2 separate regions of the Homo sapiens genome follow, and region 2 is linked to region 1. A link is an interaction called in ENCODE POLR2A ChIA-PET data of the cell type or tissue named here. Cell type or tissue: GM12878. All regions are shown on one strand.

What was found. Peaks named below come from ENCODE experiments on the same cell type or tissue, not always from the same donor. Only the 100,000 strongest peaks of a DNase experiment are listed, where the experiment ranks them.
Region 2: POLR2A ChIA-PET joins it to region 1 with 7 read pairs; 2 of 35 experiments call an interaction of 5 or more read pairs at or near these places.

What each region holds. Positions count from the first base shown.
Region 1 is chr15:95,926,232-95,934,231 of GRCh38, reverse strand. No RefSeq gene overlaps it. Among named protein-coding and RNA genes, the nearest start is that of NR2F2-AS1, 400 kb to the left of the region's middle. RefSeq lists a cis regulatory region at 3,085-3,198. In GM12878, no CTCF peak of the experiment used is centred here; a DNase peak (open chromatin) is centred at 4,731.
Region 2 is chr15:95,647,511-95,655,510 of GRCh38, reverse strand. No RefSeq gene overlaps it. Among named protein-coding and RNA genes, the nearest start is that of LINC00924, 220 kb to the right of the region's middle. RefSeq lists a silencer at 5,987-6,142. In GM12878, no CTCF peak of the experiment used is centred here; no DNase peak of the experiment used is centred here.

The DNA of each region.
Region 1 (8,000 bases):
ACTGATGTTCTGTCCAAGTGTCACACGTAATATCATTTAGCTCTTCAGAAGGGTTTCACTCTTCAAGGAAAATGAGGGTGACAAACAGAGGTGTCAGATCTTGTGAAAAGACTAGAAATGCTGTGTCTATAGCTCATGAGGAGTATCAAAATGATGTGGTGAGTGTGTCCAGCTCTCTATCTGCAGGTGACTTGTGGAATGATACAATCAGACAGGGTGCAGAGAGGGGGAGGGGAAAGCAATCATCCTCTGAAAGAGATCATCAAACGCTCTTCCGGAGAATTGGCTGCTTTGCAGGTGGAGTTGCCCTGTGCTTACTTTGTCAGAGATGCTGTGCATTTTCAAACAACCTGGGTTTCTTTTGGGGAGTGTGTGATTACACTGAGGTATGTTTCTTTTCTTTTTTTCTTTTTTTTTTTGAGACAGGGTCTCACTCTGTCACCCAGACTTGTGTGCAGTGCCACAGTCACGACTCACTGCAACCTCTGCCTCCCAGGCTCAAATGATCCTCCCACCTCAGCCTCCCGAGTAACTGGGACTACAGGTATGTGCCACCACACCTGGCTAAATTTTTTTGTATTTGTTTGTAGAGATGGGGTTTTGCCATGTTGCCCAGGCTGGTCTTGAACTCCTGAGCTCAAGCTATCTGCCCACCTCGGCCTCCCGAAGTGCTGGTATTACAGGCATGAGCCACCGTGCTGCAGACGTGTTTCTGAGAACATTTTGCTTACGGCCAGTGAAGGATGCTAAGTCTAGGGTTCTAATTAAACCCATCGCTGAATTACACTATGCCTCCTTTCTAATCTCATGTTGGCCAGTTCCTTTTTCTCACTGGACCCATCCACACTGGATTGCCTGAGAAGGATATGGGTTATTCAATAAAGTGTTAGGAGTTATTCTATGGTGAATCCTATGTGCTGCATTGATCGTTAGTAGTGAATACTGCTCTTTCACTTATCAATGACTATGTTCTTAAGCCTATAGATGTTTCTTCTTGTCTACTATTTATAAGGTGCTGTGGTTGGCATAGGATGAACTATACCACAGTACTATCCCTTTGCTGGGAATTTATAGTCTATGAATAAAGGATAAGATAACATCATAAATGTAATGTGGGGTAGACTAAATGATTCAAGTCAGCTGGGTGGAAAGTGCTGAGAATGTTGAGAGAAAGGAGACATTCCAGCATGCGCCTTCCAGACCTAACCCATTATAATAAGCATTGCTAGTCCAGAAATCTCTGAGAACCATGGCCGAGGGTCTAGATGTAATGTGCTGCCACAATTCTAGGCATGCGGAAGTGATCAGGGGATAAAATAGACAGAGTTTCCTCTCCCGCTTCTTAAATTCCTGTGGGAAGTGAGGAGGGTGGTGATAGGCAATGACTAATGGTCATAAAAAATTATTTCTGAACTTGGTAAGTCTTAGGGCAGTGGAAGAGAGAAAAGCTTTCTCCAGAAGCTACTTCACATAGCCTGGAATCATTTGTCTGGCCTGCCAAGCAGTGATGATTCTGCACTTACCACACTCTCTATTATGTCAGGGCTAGAAATGAAAAGTGCTAGTGAAATAAATTAATAGGTGATTAAATTATCTTATTTGGAACTAGAGCTATACAAAGGGATGATTTACTATGCACTATACCATTTATAAATTACAAATTTAACAATGGTTAATTAGAAGAGATCCTCACATATACAGGTACATATGGATATATGTAAATTCAAGGTGTTTTGGCATCTAGAGCCAGAAAAATGAGGAAACAAGGGTGTTAACAAGGCACAGGGAGGAATACCAGTGAGGGTGTTGATTCTGGCTTTGTCCAATCACAAAACTGGTTTGACAATTTTTGATGAAATCAACCGGTGGGTTTAGTCTAGCACCTGGTCAATTCAGTCAAAAATGTCAAAAACCCTGTGACCGAATTGACAGGTGTTAGACTGACTGACTGGTCAATTCCATCAAAGCAGTAGAACCATTTGTGTTTGTAGATACATTTCAGGCCCAATATAGAAAAAGAGAATTTGGGGAATTAGCACTGGGGTAATCTCTTGGAGGGACACTTTGGGAGAATGGGCAGTAAGTCACCATTCTGTAATATCATCCCATATCGATGGCAATTCTAAGTCACAGCAGCCCCCAGAACGAACCTATGACCATTATTGGAAATAATTCAAAGCTATTAATAATATAGTGTCCTGATGCCCCTTGTAGTTGACTACTGTGACTTGTTTGTACTTTATTTGAAAAGCACAGGTATTCAGGGGACCAGTTCTGACACTTCTGTTTTGCCGTACATGAATACCCATGAATGTGACATTAGGACTGTGGGTGAAATAAATCTACATTTTTATTATCATGGCATATTAGTCTCCCAGATTAGATACAAACATGTCCATTTTAAATATTTGCAACTCAGCACTTTCTCTTCTCACAATGATAGTTTCTTAGTGACAGAGAGAAGGTCATTACAATAAAAACATGAGGTATAATGGGTGCTAAAAATGCTAAATATATTCACCCCCAACTTCTGGTTAGGTGGTCCCCGTGCTTGGTATTTGGCCTATGGGGAAAATTACGGATTTTAAGAAACCATCATGATGGTCCCACAGCATTCTCCCCTGGACCCCCACGGCCGGGAGACATGTGCATCTGCATAAAGTCTACTACATTAAAGACCAAAAGGGCTGGCTTGCTTCTCCCACGGTCTTAAGTTAACACTTGTCTTTGTGTAGTCCAGTCTTTTCTGAACTTGAAATCCAATTGGCCAACAATTAAAGCCAATTAGCACGTGAGGAAAATAAACCAAAGACTCTCTCCCTGTGTTTTCCATGGCTTGATAGAAAGCTAGTTAGCTCAAGGCATTAGCATAGTTGTGTATCAGGCCAGGCATATAACGGAGACTAGTTGGCTTAAAGTATTAGAAGACTGGGGTAGCGGCTGGGGCAGCAGAACTGTGTTATTCTGAGCTAACAGCTGCCAAACATTCTTGACAGGAGATGAGGCAGATGTCCAAGGACAATCAAAGAGAGAAGAAAGTTTAAGCCAACGTTTGCCTATCTCATATTCTCTGCTTGATCCTCAGCCTCAAAGACAACGCACAGCTGCTGCACTTCAAGGTCTAGAGGCTGATCCCAACTCCCAGGCTGCCCCCACACCCCTGCTTATTCTCTGAGAGCTGGGCTCAGCTTTCCTATCAAGCCGCCCTTGCAGGTCATCTTGTTGGAGAGAGTGGGGCTTCTTGGTGACTTTTCGATATTCTGAACACTCACAATGTTTAGATCAAAATTCCACAGTGTGTGATAATCATAAGATTCGGGACTGAAAAAGCCTTTCTAGGACAACCCTAAATGGGCCAGCTTATCAGGAGACAAGATAAGTGGTGGCCAAAACAGCGTGTCCTTAGAGGTAAGAAATCATCAGTTCAAATACAAAGTGAAGAAAAGAGGAGCAATCCATGTGAAATCTAAATGCTGCGGATTTACTCTCAAAGCTGCGGACATTTTGTTTCAGCATTTCAATAATAGAAGGGATGTGGGGGATAAAAATTAAAGTACAAGTGTCCATTATGGATAAAGACACACAATATGCATCTGTACTGAAAGCGTTTGCCAAAACGTTGGCGTGTTATCTCTCCTGGGGGAGAGGCAGAGGGACTTTATTTCCCATCAGTGCTAAGAGGCATTTCATGTCCTATAGTACGGCAATATGCTTATTTACTAAAATCTTTTATTGTTATATGTTACACAGCATGTCAAAAATAGGCAACTCTTTCATGTTGTTAAACAACATCTGCAGGTAATGAAACAGTAGAATCTTCTCAAATAAAGAACCTGTGTAATTGTCAAAATCTTTACACATACCATTGTTCCACAGAGGGGGAACAACTCAAAATTTTATGTTAAATTTTTTTTCTATGTACCCTCATCTCTTGTATGAGATACACACTTACAATATTAAATTGTAATTATTTGATAAAAATATTAATCCAAATTTCACCCCGTACTCATGAGTCTGTAGGCAGATGTACCCTTTTAAATATATTAGTATCCTCAAAGCAAGGGCATAGTCTGGACTTAGTGTGTTTATTGAGCAAATGCATAAATGAATGAATGAAAAGCAGGTAGACTTAATCACATGCCAAACCTACTGAAAATACATGCAAACAATGCTCCTACAATTCAGTTGCCTATAGAAGCAGTAGAAAGCTATATTTTTAGAGGAGTACCTGAAAAGAACACAATATGAAATAGTTTCTTTTAAAAGCACTAATTTGTTAGGAGTTCTTTTATTTCAACAAAAAATATCTATTTAAAAATAACTATTGGAATTAGAGAAGGTTTTAAAAATTACATGTATTTCTACCCCGACAACTAATTACAGGGATAACTTTCACACATACTACCATTGCAGGTGCAAATATTTAATTATGTGTGCAAGCCAGGTGGTGAGGTGGTTCCTTAACTACGTGTCCAATTGTGTCTGCTCTAGTTGCCCGTTCAATTAGCTGTGGGTGCAAAAAACAGAGACCTAGCTGAGGCCCTATTAAAATGAGGCCTATATATTTCACAGCCTTTTATCTGTGAAGGGGGAAGGGGTTGTGCATTTTGCATTTATGTTAGCTGCTCCTAGCTGGGGCCTGGGGGAATCACTTTTGGGGAGCTAGTTAGCCCAGAGCAGCTGGACTTGTCCTGATAAGAATTGCACACAGTTGCATAGGAAGTGGTCAGCTCTCCTCCACCGCAAGTTTAGCTGTTAAACCAGGCACTGTCTTAAAAGCCACGTGGCTTAGCTTATTCTAAAGGTGCTTGCAAATCACGTGGAGGCTTTCCCTGGGAGATCAGAACAGAAAAGTTTGTTCAAAACATTTGAAACAGGCAGGCTCTTGTGACTGAATCATTTTAATTATTTTAGCAGCTCTTCTTCACCCTTAGAGGTGAGGTTAAAAGGCTATTTAGGGAGAAGAAACTATTATTCACAATACGGTCTGAGAATCCGCAAGGTTAAGATTTGACCAAGGATGAGACTTACGAAAAATCAACTTGGTGTTGAGTCCTGTACATTTGAGAAGGGCCTGGAGGGAATAAACTGAAAATTTAAAGTTGACAACTGAATTCTAGTTTTCCTCCACTAGCTGTGTGACTTCGGCCTTATTATTTAACTTCTCTGATTCTCAGATTTCTGCCCTGGGAAACGGAGCCACTAATATCTACATCATACATAATATCTACACCTACTAAAGTAGATGTACTTAAAGCACTTTGTTTGGTGCTAAGTCCAGGGTGTGTGCTCCACAGAGGAAACTTCTTTGCTTTTCTCCAGAGGAAAAGAATGCTGAGAAAATTTCTATTCAGCTACACAGCTACACAAAAGATCCAGGGGAGGGAACTGCTAGACATCCTGGACAGGTATCTCATTTTTACCCTTCAAAAGTTGATGACCATGTTCACATCTGCCGTGATGTATTATCGGATTTTTAGCTAGAGCAATAAATCACAGCCCTCTAAATCTTAGTGTTTACATTTTTAGAACACTTAAATACGTTTCAATAACCTAACATCATTCTATTTTTAATATTCTCCTCAATAACCTCTGGCTGCTCATTCTTAGGGGAATGCAGGTTTACAAACATGGGTTTCAAGTTTTTGCTAATAATTCTTATATTTTTATCTGGTTTTGAATCTCATTTATTTAGAGTTGCTGACTTTTTAGAGTGGTTATAGGGTGCCGTGTATGAAAGGTGATTTGAAATTTTGTCTTCGAGTGCAGGGTTCCTAGTTACGTCATTCACACAGGCGCACTCACACACATTCATGCACGCACGCACATACACACAGACACACATCCATTCCCCCAAGGCTTTACAATAATGTATCATAATGACTTGGATGCATGAGTTTGCAGCCTTTTGGAGGGAAAATTCTTAACGGGGACACAAGGATTGTTTGAGTGCTAACATCAAGTTGCCAACGGAATGCTACGTTATAATAATGATGCGTTTCCCTGCAATATGTTGGCATGACCAAGGAAGTCATGGAACCTGGCATCAGGGAACCTGAAAGTAGTGACTCCTCCATTAGAAATCTTGGTAGTTATTTTCACTGCCTGGTCTGGATATGGGCATTGATGACATAGCTTGAATGTTTGTGTCTCCTCCAAAATTCGTGTTGAAACTTAATTTCTAACTTAACAGTAGTATTAAGAGGTAGGGCCTTTAGGGGGTGATTAGGATATGAGAGCTCTGCTTTCATGGATAAGAGTAGAGGTCCTTACAAAAAGAACTTGATGAGGGAGAGAGTTCTCCCTCTCTATCTTCTTTTGCCCTTCAGCCTTCCATCATGCGAGGACACAACTTTGGCCTCTTCTGCCATGTGAGGACGTAGCGACGAAGTACAGTTTTGGAAGCAGAGGATGGGTCCTCTCCAGGCACTGAACCTGCTGGCACCTTGATCTTAGACTTTCCAGCCTCCAGAACAGCAAGAAATACATTTCTCTGCTTTATAAATTACCTAGTTTCAGCTATTTTGGTGTAGCAGCACAAATAGGCTAAAACAACTGAGGAAGGATTTGGGGATCTATTCTCTTACACCTTGGCCTTTTCTCTGGATAGAGATGAGCTCACTTAGAGAGTCTTTCAAATTCAGAAGGAAAAGTAGTTTGCTCACAAGATGCTTATATTTGTGATAAGACTTGGGGTGGAGGTCATTCTCTTTGGAACGAACTCTGACTTCCCTTGATCCTGTTTTCTCTCTGGGGTGTGGAGAGGTAGGATGGGATGGGATTTCTGCTATAAGGAAGACATTCACACAAGGCCGCATGCCTAGGTACCATCAAGTACCTTCCATTCACTGTGAAACGTGAGAAGCCAACTACTCCCCAAATAACATTTAGGCTTTGACAATGTTTCCCTCCTATTTTCCAGCTCCTGTCCTAGGGAGCTTGAGGACAAGTGCTTCTGAGTGCCCAGAAGAGACAGAATAAAGCCCATTTAGAAAAGCTCTGGGAGCTTGATGAGACTTGCAGGTACGAGAAAATCGAATTGGTGTCCAACAACACTATTTTTCGGTGATAACTGCTTGCAATTGCTAAAACTTGCTGATGATAAAGAGAGAAAATAGAAAACCCTTTGTCACTTTGAATGTAAAATCATCATCATCATCATCATCATCACCATTTATTAAGATAATACCATGGGCCAGGCTCTGTGCTAAGTGCCTTGCATATATTATATCTTTGATGTGTGAATTAAAAGTGACCTTCTTGAAAATTTAAAAGTATTTGGGTAAAAACCTCCATTTTATTTATGTACAGTGGGAAACTCAGTGTCTCTCCCTAAACCTCAGAGACTCCTCGGTTTTCTCTAACGTCTGTTGACCTAGTCTGATCTGGGGTTCTGACTTTTCTTTTCTTTTCTTTTCTTTTTTCTTTGGAGACAGACCCTTGCTCTGTTATCCAGGCTGTAGTGCAATGGTGTGATCTCGGCTCACTGCAAACCTCTGCCTCCTGGGTTCAAGTGATTCTCCTGCCTCAGCCTCCCAAGTAGCTAGGACTACAGGCGTGCACCACTACACCTGGCTAATTTTTTGTATTTTAGTGGAGACAGGGTTTTACCATATTCCCCAGGATGGTCTTGAACTCCTGAGCTCAGGCTGTCTGTCTCGGCCTCCCAACGTGCTAGGATTATAGGCATGAGCCACCGCGCCCGGCCTGGTTCTGACTTTTCTTAACCGTTCACTCTTACTGGCGTCTCACCTCCTGGGCCTCATCCCTCTGTTTCACATTGACAGGTCCATGGACCATCTCTTTCCATGGTTTTTAAAAAAAACCCACTTGCAGAAAGCATTTGTGTACACAGCAAAGTTTAATAAGCTGGAATAAAAGAATTGCACCACAAGAGAGCAAACAACTCAAAACTTAATGCTGGATTACCGGCCACTCCAGCTGACTAGGTCCCCCCCTCAGACTCCAGCTCTGAGACAGAGCAGCTCTCCGGTTAAACT
Region 2 (8,000 bases), 280 kb after region 1:
CATCATGTAATTCTGAAATACACTTTGAGACGAAAGTATGTCTGTCTAGTTAGTTATTCTCTGAAAAAGATCCCCAGAGGAGTTTGGCCTGACCCCAGAGTGTTTTTCTTCGTTGCTGGAGGGGGACAGTCTTGAGCCTAGCCCCACTGCAAACTATATAACTGTTTATTTTGATTCCCAGGCAGATCTCTATGATAAATAAAGAAGACTTGCTTTGCATGTAGATATTTATATTTTAGAAATGTGGTCCAGGTTTCTCAGCTCATACCATTCTGCATGAAATATAATCAAATGGGTGAGGATAACAATAAAAATGTCAATGAAAGACTCTCATAAGCAACCGGGCTGGGCTTCTCAACCCTAATTCAAGCACTTCCCTGATTCAGGCAGAGGCCTAGCCAAGTTCAGAATCCTTAACCATAATGATTGGAATCCTTTGTCCATTACAGGTTAGTTCTGTTCTTCCCTGTTTCATTTCCAGAGGCCACAATTGTTCTCTGTATTATCTACTTTGCTCTCCCATTTTCTGTCTATTTGCTCCTGGTCTCTGCTGAGGACATGGTTGAATCTAAGGCTAGTCACGGTCTCCTGAGATCATCTCCATCATTACTGTCATCTTCATGCAGTTGGTCACCCATGTGGCCATCACCATTTTGGCAGAGAAAAATACCAAGCAAAATACAACCTTACTAATAGGTAGAACAATCAGGGACCTTGTCTCTTTGTTACTTTACAACAGATTTATTTTACAATTTTTTCAGTGAGTGCTGCCACCTTTCCCCAGGAGTTGGCAGAATCTATCAGAAAATCCAGACACAGGACAAAATGAACATCACTGCAGAATTGACAGTCAAATCAACCCATTCTCACCAGCGTTTAGACAGCCCAATGCTAGAGGGGGTGCCTCAACTCTCTCTTTGCTCAAGTGTGTTGCTTTCTCATCCAGCTACCTTGGAGGGTTAGGAGTAGCTGTGCGCATGTCACTTGAAGGTTATAGTTCCAAAGGATAGCTGATAAGATCAACATATTCTACCATATTAGGTAATGCAAAGTACTGGCTCTAGACCCCTGGGCCATGACATATGGCACACTGATACACTGTAAACTCTCAGGAAGTACCATCAGGTTTTTTTGATTTGTAAACTTTCTCTTCTTTATAACCGCATATACATATCCGTATTTGTTGGTGTTTGGTCTAAGCTTTGCTAAGAAAAAGAAAACAAAAACATAATGACGAGATACAAGTTAGTATCAGTCATAGAATAGTCCAAAGTGTGTGGGAGGCCTGGGGCAGTAGTCGACTCTGCTACAAGTGGTTGTAGAACCCTAGCTGCTTCTGCAGTGAACTCTTGCAACTCAGCAATTCCCTAAAGTTGAGCTTTCTTGGATACATGGCCAAACTTGGCCCACAAGATTCATGCCTGTGTTACACATGTTCCACAGGAAGGAGGAAATCAAAGTCATGGAGAGCAAGGAAGTAAAAAGGGAATTACACACATCACATTTTGCTTCCATTGCATTGGCAAGAAGGTGCACATGGACAAAACAAGATGCAAGTAAGTCTGAGAAATGCAGCTTTCAGTTGGATGGCTACTTGCTAGCTAAAGCTCAGGGGCTCGGGGGCAGGGCTCTGTTATTAAAAAGAAAAATGGAAGACTAGTGACTGGATGACAATTAGCAGCCTTAATCGCAATACTGTTACAGTGATCCCTACAGGGTGTAGTACTGAGCTGAATGGCTCATGTGGTGCAAGGTGTGCTGGGCACAATTACTCCACCTTTGGACTAATGTGTCAGGCTGAAAGTGGAACTTTGCTTGGTGAATCCGTAAATGGAGCAATGGAAGCTTCCTGGAACAGCTAAGTACACAGATGGAAGGTTACACAAGCAACTACAGGGATGACGCAGAATGCTTTATGGATGTGATCAGACATTCTCAAGAGTCTTTGAATCTTTTATTTTCCTTTTTAAGTGCTGTGAAAAGTTCTAAAATTCTAAACAGTACCAAAGACACAAAAACATTGTGAACGACTTGTTTTATAAGTTCAGCAGAGGGCCAAACCCCGCGGCTACGATGACGAACAGGATAGACATGGACACTCCTCCCAAGAAACATACGGAGGGGGAAAAGAAGGTAATAACTACAGGCAATTAAATGATTGCAAATGTGTGAAAGACAGTGAGGAAGATGTACACGATGCTAACAGCGTGTTTATCTCCAATAATCCAATCTAGCCTGGGGTCATGAAAGGCTTTTCCAAGAAAGTGAGGTTTCAGTTCAGACCTGCAGGATGGGAAAGGATTCGTGAGGCTAACATGAAGAAGGTTAGAGGGTGAAATAGTATATATGAATTTAGTAGGATAAGTTGGACAGCTTTGATTTTGTAAAGCTCAGGGTTTTCATCTGTAAAATGGAGATAAAAATGTCTACCTCTGAGGACTAATTTGAGGGTTATGTGAAATAATGCAGATAATGCTTAGTAACAAGTATGGCAAGAGAGAAAGTGCAATAACCGGTAGGTTTCATTTTTATTATTAATATGATTCTTACTCACCTAGGAAGCTGAAGGAATATTTATGTAAATGTAATCTCTCACCCGACTCTGGAAACATCCTCCTATATCTTAATTCCTCTTATTTCCTTTTGCTGGTTGTGTAGAATCCCTGTGCAAATATATACACAGCAGATATGTATACCTATATCTATATTTGTACCCATATCCGTATCTATGTCTAGATCTATATTTCTGGCATCATCTAGCCAGCAGGAATAAGAAGTCAGAGAGCTAGATTAAGCAAACAGGAGTCTTAGAGATGTATAGTCATACCAGCTGAAAGTGACAGAATATCTGGTTAACGGTGGCTCGAACAATAAAGATACTTAATAATCTTTCCATCCAGAGAGTCTAGAGAAATGGTTCTACTGGTAGTGCAGCGGCTCTGTGATGTTTTTAAGGACTTTCCAATACTTTGTTCCACCTTTCTCAGTATTGCCTCTTGCTTGCAGTGTGGCTGCCACAGATCCAGGCAGCTTAGCCTTTTCCAAATGCATTCAAGGCAGAATGTGAGGGCCACATAAAAAGAGCTTTTTCTTTTATCAGTGGGCAAAATCTTTCCCAGGAGTACTGTAACAGAGTTTTCCCTTGTGTATTAATACGTGCCCACCTCTAGCTGCAAGTGACATTAAAGAAATTACCAAGATTGTTGTGATAGAGTCAGGTTAACTTGTCAATGGCCTATTTACTGTGGGCATAATACTGGAAAAAGTGATCAGGAGAGGAAGTGAATGTTGGATGTTGCTTGTGTAATTAGCAATGTGTATAACAATGGTTTAGAGACAATTTGAGGATACAATCTTTGGTTGATTTTCTAGGTTAACAAAAAATAAACCTGAAAAAAGTGTGCATGTAAACAGCCAGTACAGCGTTTAGCTTTACATACAGACAAACCTGAAGCAGATTTCAATTCAAATCAAGATTTGTTAATTAACAGGAGCTTTGCTTATATCATCTCATTTAATTCTCAAAATCCTGGAGAGGGAGGCATTAGGCTTTACTACAGATCAGAAAACTTAGCTCCAAGAAAACTTAGCTCAAGCAATCCTCCTGCATCAGCCTTCCAAGTAGCTAGGACCACAAGTGTGTGCCACCCTGCCCAGCTAATTTTTGTTATTTTTTGTAGAGATGGGATGTGACTATGATGACCAGGCTAGTCTCCAACTCCTTGTCTCAAAGAGCTAAGTTCCTGGGTTCAAGATCACATCCTAGTCAATCAAGGGCATAATTGGGATTCCAATATATGTAGTTCTGATAATAATTCCAGGGTTTTTTTTTTTTTTTTTTAGATGGAGTTTTGCTCTTGTCCAGGCTGGAGTGCAGTGGCACAATCTCAGCTCACTGCAATCTCCGCCTCCTGGGTACAAGCCATTCTCCTGCCTCAGCCTTCCGAGTAGCTGGGACTACAGGCGTGCGCCACTAAGCCTGGTTAATTTTTTTGTATTTTTAGTAGAGACGGTATTTCACCATTTTGGCCAGGCTAGTCTCGAACTCCTGACCTCAGGTGATCCACCTGCCTTGGCCTCCCAAAGTGCTGGGATTACAGGCACGAGCCACTGCACCTGCCCTTTTTTTTTTTTTTTTTGTCTGAAAACAGTCCCTTTTTCCCAATGACAGAAAAGCCTGTGTAAAGAAATGTGTGAACGTGGCTTTAAAAGAATTAAACCAGTATGAACTTAAGGTGCAATTACTAATATGTACTAGGATTTGTTGAGCACCAAACTACAGGCGCAATCTGAAGTTCTTTAAATACAGGTAGACATCTTAATAATAGATGCTACTATACATTGTCCCTATTTTATGGGTTAAGGCACCATTAAACCATATGCCCAAGCTCACATAGCTGGTGCGCTCCACTCAGTGGCATAGGGTTACCATCTGACTCTAGGGCTCAGCCCATTAGCCAGAATGCAATGCTGCCTCTGAAGAGTCATCACTGTGAGCTCTGGGCTGTTCTCTTCAACTACCTGTTCTCCTGGGAGCCTGTTTAGAATATACCCCAGGCATGTGTATAGTGACTCCACAGCACCTGCATGTGGGCAGGACAGCCTCCCTCCTTCGGGAAAGAACCCATATTAGGAAATGAGAACCCATATTAGGAAGAGCTGAGAAAGATAAAAGTTAGTGAGGGGGAAAAATACCACATAAAACCCCAACAATTGAATAGTTCATTAGAACAAACCACTAAGCAAACAGAATTCTTTCAATTAAATTATCTCATCTAATAGGAAACATAGTCACTTATATGTTTTCAAAATTTATTGTCAATAGCCAGAAATGGTGGAAGAAGAGAATGACACTTTTTTTTAGTTTTGATGTATTAAGGGTTCCCATTGGAGTTCAGTTCCCAGAGCTTTTAACTAGAACTGTCTTCTCAGAATTACTCTTTGGGATTCTGCGTGAAGCTGGTATATTTCTTTTCTTTCCTTGTTTTTGGAGACTGGGTCTCACTCTGTCACTCAGGCTAGAATGCAGTGGTGTGAGCATAGCTCACTGCAGTCTCAAACCCCTAGATGCAAGCAATCCTCCCACCTCAGCCTCCAGACTCCCTAGGACCACCAGCGTGTGCCACTATACCCAGCTAATTTCTTTAATTACTATTTTTTGTAGAGAAGGGAATATCACTGTGTTGACCAGGCTGGTCTCCAACTCCTGGCCTCAAGCTATCCTCCTGTTCAGGGTTCCAAAAGTTTTGGGATTACAGGCGTGAGCCACCATGCGTGGCCCTTCCTGTAATTTCTAGCTGTATTGGGGGAGGGGCAAGCATACCGTAATAAGAAACTTACAATAATTCATAAACTTAAGAAAGGTTAGCCATGTTTGCAGGAAGAAGAAACAAATAACATTTTCCAAGTCACTCGGAAGTGCTAGAAGTTCCTTCAAGTGGAGCAACTGTTGACATTACCAGCAGAATCAGCTGACGTGAGGTTTTCTTTCTAGTCCTAAAGTCCTCAAAAGACCAGATCAAGGTTTAGATGATCACAAGAGTGAATATGTCTGTTTGTCCAATACGACTTTAAATGCTGATCCAAATTTTATATTTAATTTTCTTAAAAGGCCCATGGAATGGACTACCCTCAGGAGAAATGAAATAGCAAAAGAAAGAAAGAAACAAAAATACATATTATAAAATAAAATTGCCCTTACATTTGGGTCTGTGGCTGAATGGGACAGGAAAAGAAAAAGCAAGATGATTTTGAAGGCCTATTGAATTCAGTTTGGCAGTCATATAGTCAAGGAGATGAGACAGAGGGAAAACTGTGCTGAGGGTAGAGAGATGAGATTTTCTCCAATCTTGAAGGATGGATTCACAAGTTTAAGGGGCAAGGAAACATTAAAGGACGGATAAAAGTTCAAATTAAAAGCCCTTTATCTGACAGTATTCACATTATATTTGCATTGTATTTTCTTTGTGAAGATTTTGCCCTGGATATTTCTTTTGCTAGAACAGCAATTCACAGTTGAACTGTTTGAAATAATCCACATCAAAATAAGGCCCAGGGTGTTTCTACCCAGGCCAGAGAGCCAACCCTCAGTGGCATGAGCCAGGGCACCCTGCCTTTACATCATGCTTTGAACTGATTAAATCCATTCAGAGATGGACCACCCGAACAAAGACAGAAATGTAACCCCCTGTCTTCTGTCCTGTTGTGTCTTTTTTGAGAAAGTAGAAACATTTCTGCTCTTACCATAAGGAAAGGAAATAGGAAGAAGCCAAATTATATGTGTGATTCCTGTAATATATACCTGTATATATGTATGTATGTATATTTGTGTCAATAAGAGATTAAATGTATTAATTTACTTATTACTAAAGCAAAAAAAGAAAGTAGAAGGATATTTTACTGCTTCAAATTAAGAGTTATATTATTTTATAAATATAAATAATATTGGCATTTGATTTTTAAAAGGTAGCTTTGTTTCCTTTTTTAAATTGCAATGCAGAAACTATGATAATCCAGTTAAAATAGTTATGCAATAATTATCAAGGTAGAGAAAATATTGGGGAGAATTAAATTGGTCCATTCGTGGCCATAATTCTTACCCCTACTTGATGTGGCAGGTGTTTTTACAGAAATAGCTCATTTTTCCAGTTTAAAATGTGGCTAGCATCAATTTCAAGTTAATTTGGAAAAATTATCATTTTAGGAAAGATACACCAAGGCATTAACTGTAGTTACTTCTGGAAATGGAGATTATGTGTGATTTTTGTTTTCTTCTTGATACTTTTACATATTTTAAAAGTTCTGTGCAATGAATTTGTGTTACTTAAACAATTGATAATTGAGAAAAGTTATTTTAAAATAACAAAATGTACATCGTATTTTTTTCTTATTGAGTAAAAACAGTTATATTCTACCAAATAAAAGGTTAAAGAAAAACCATTTATTTTTATTCCATAAACTACCCAAAGTCAGAAAACATACAATGAAATCAGGTGACGTATCATGAATCAGATGGTTTAAATTGTTGTCTTTAAGAATTAATTCTGTAAATACTTCCTACCCTCAGCCAGCGAATTTACAAACATTTTTAAAAATTTTTGAAAAATAATATGTTTTATTTGTATAGAAATGGCAACTTTTAAATTTTTCTGAATTTCATACTTTTGTCATAGAGAAAGCTAGCATTTTCTTGTTTTTTGTTTTAAGTACAAGATTTCTGTTTCCATTTGACAGGAATTTAGTACATTTAGATTTGAACATATATTCTCCAGGTTTAGTACTTACAGGGATCTTGGAAGATTCTCACATACTCACTTCGTATAAATCGTAGAAACTACTTCTGTCTTAGATCTGCGGTTCTCCACCAGCCGTCTGTTTTATTATTTTACCATCATTTACAATCTCCTTATCTCATAAGCACTTACAGACTCTCTCTCTTAACTATAACTTCAGGAACAGATTAAGTTTGCTTTTCAAAGCCATTTGTCATCTGAGATATGTTTTGTTAGTGTTTTCTTTTGTAAATCATTTTATTATTGTAAGGTGCCTCTGGATGCTGGCATGATAATAGGCTATATAAATGATTTTGTCCTATATTTGTGTTGTATATACTTTATTTTAATAGCACTCTTGGGTCAAAAGCAGCCAATATTATTCCGATTAATTCCTGTCTAGACACTCATAAATTGTCCCTTAATTTGCAGAGAGAAAACGAAGTCATATGAAGCATAACCTTTCTCCGCTGCAGAAACTGCACCTGGCTTTTCTGGGTGAGAGGAGGCCTGCCTCCCTGCGTCCTTCAAAGCAGCAGGCCTCGCTGCCACAAGGGTGAGCATCTCATTTTTTGTGCTCGGCCCAGGTAGCCAGCCAAGGCTTGCCAGTTGGCATGCTGCTCCTCAAAAGGAAAACACAAAGCCTAATCCCCCAACACAGTTTCAGACAAACACTCATTTTATTTACTCATATTCATCTCCCCAGAAGAAAAAAAAAAGGAGGAGAAA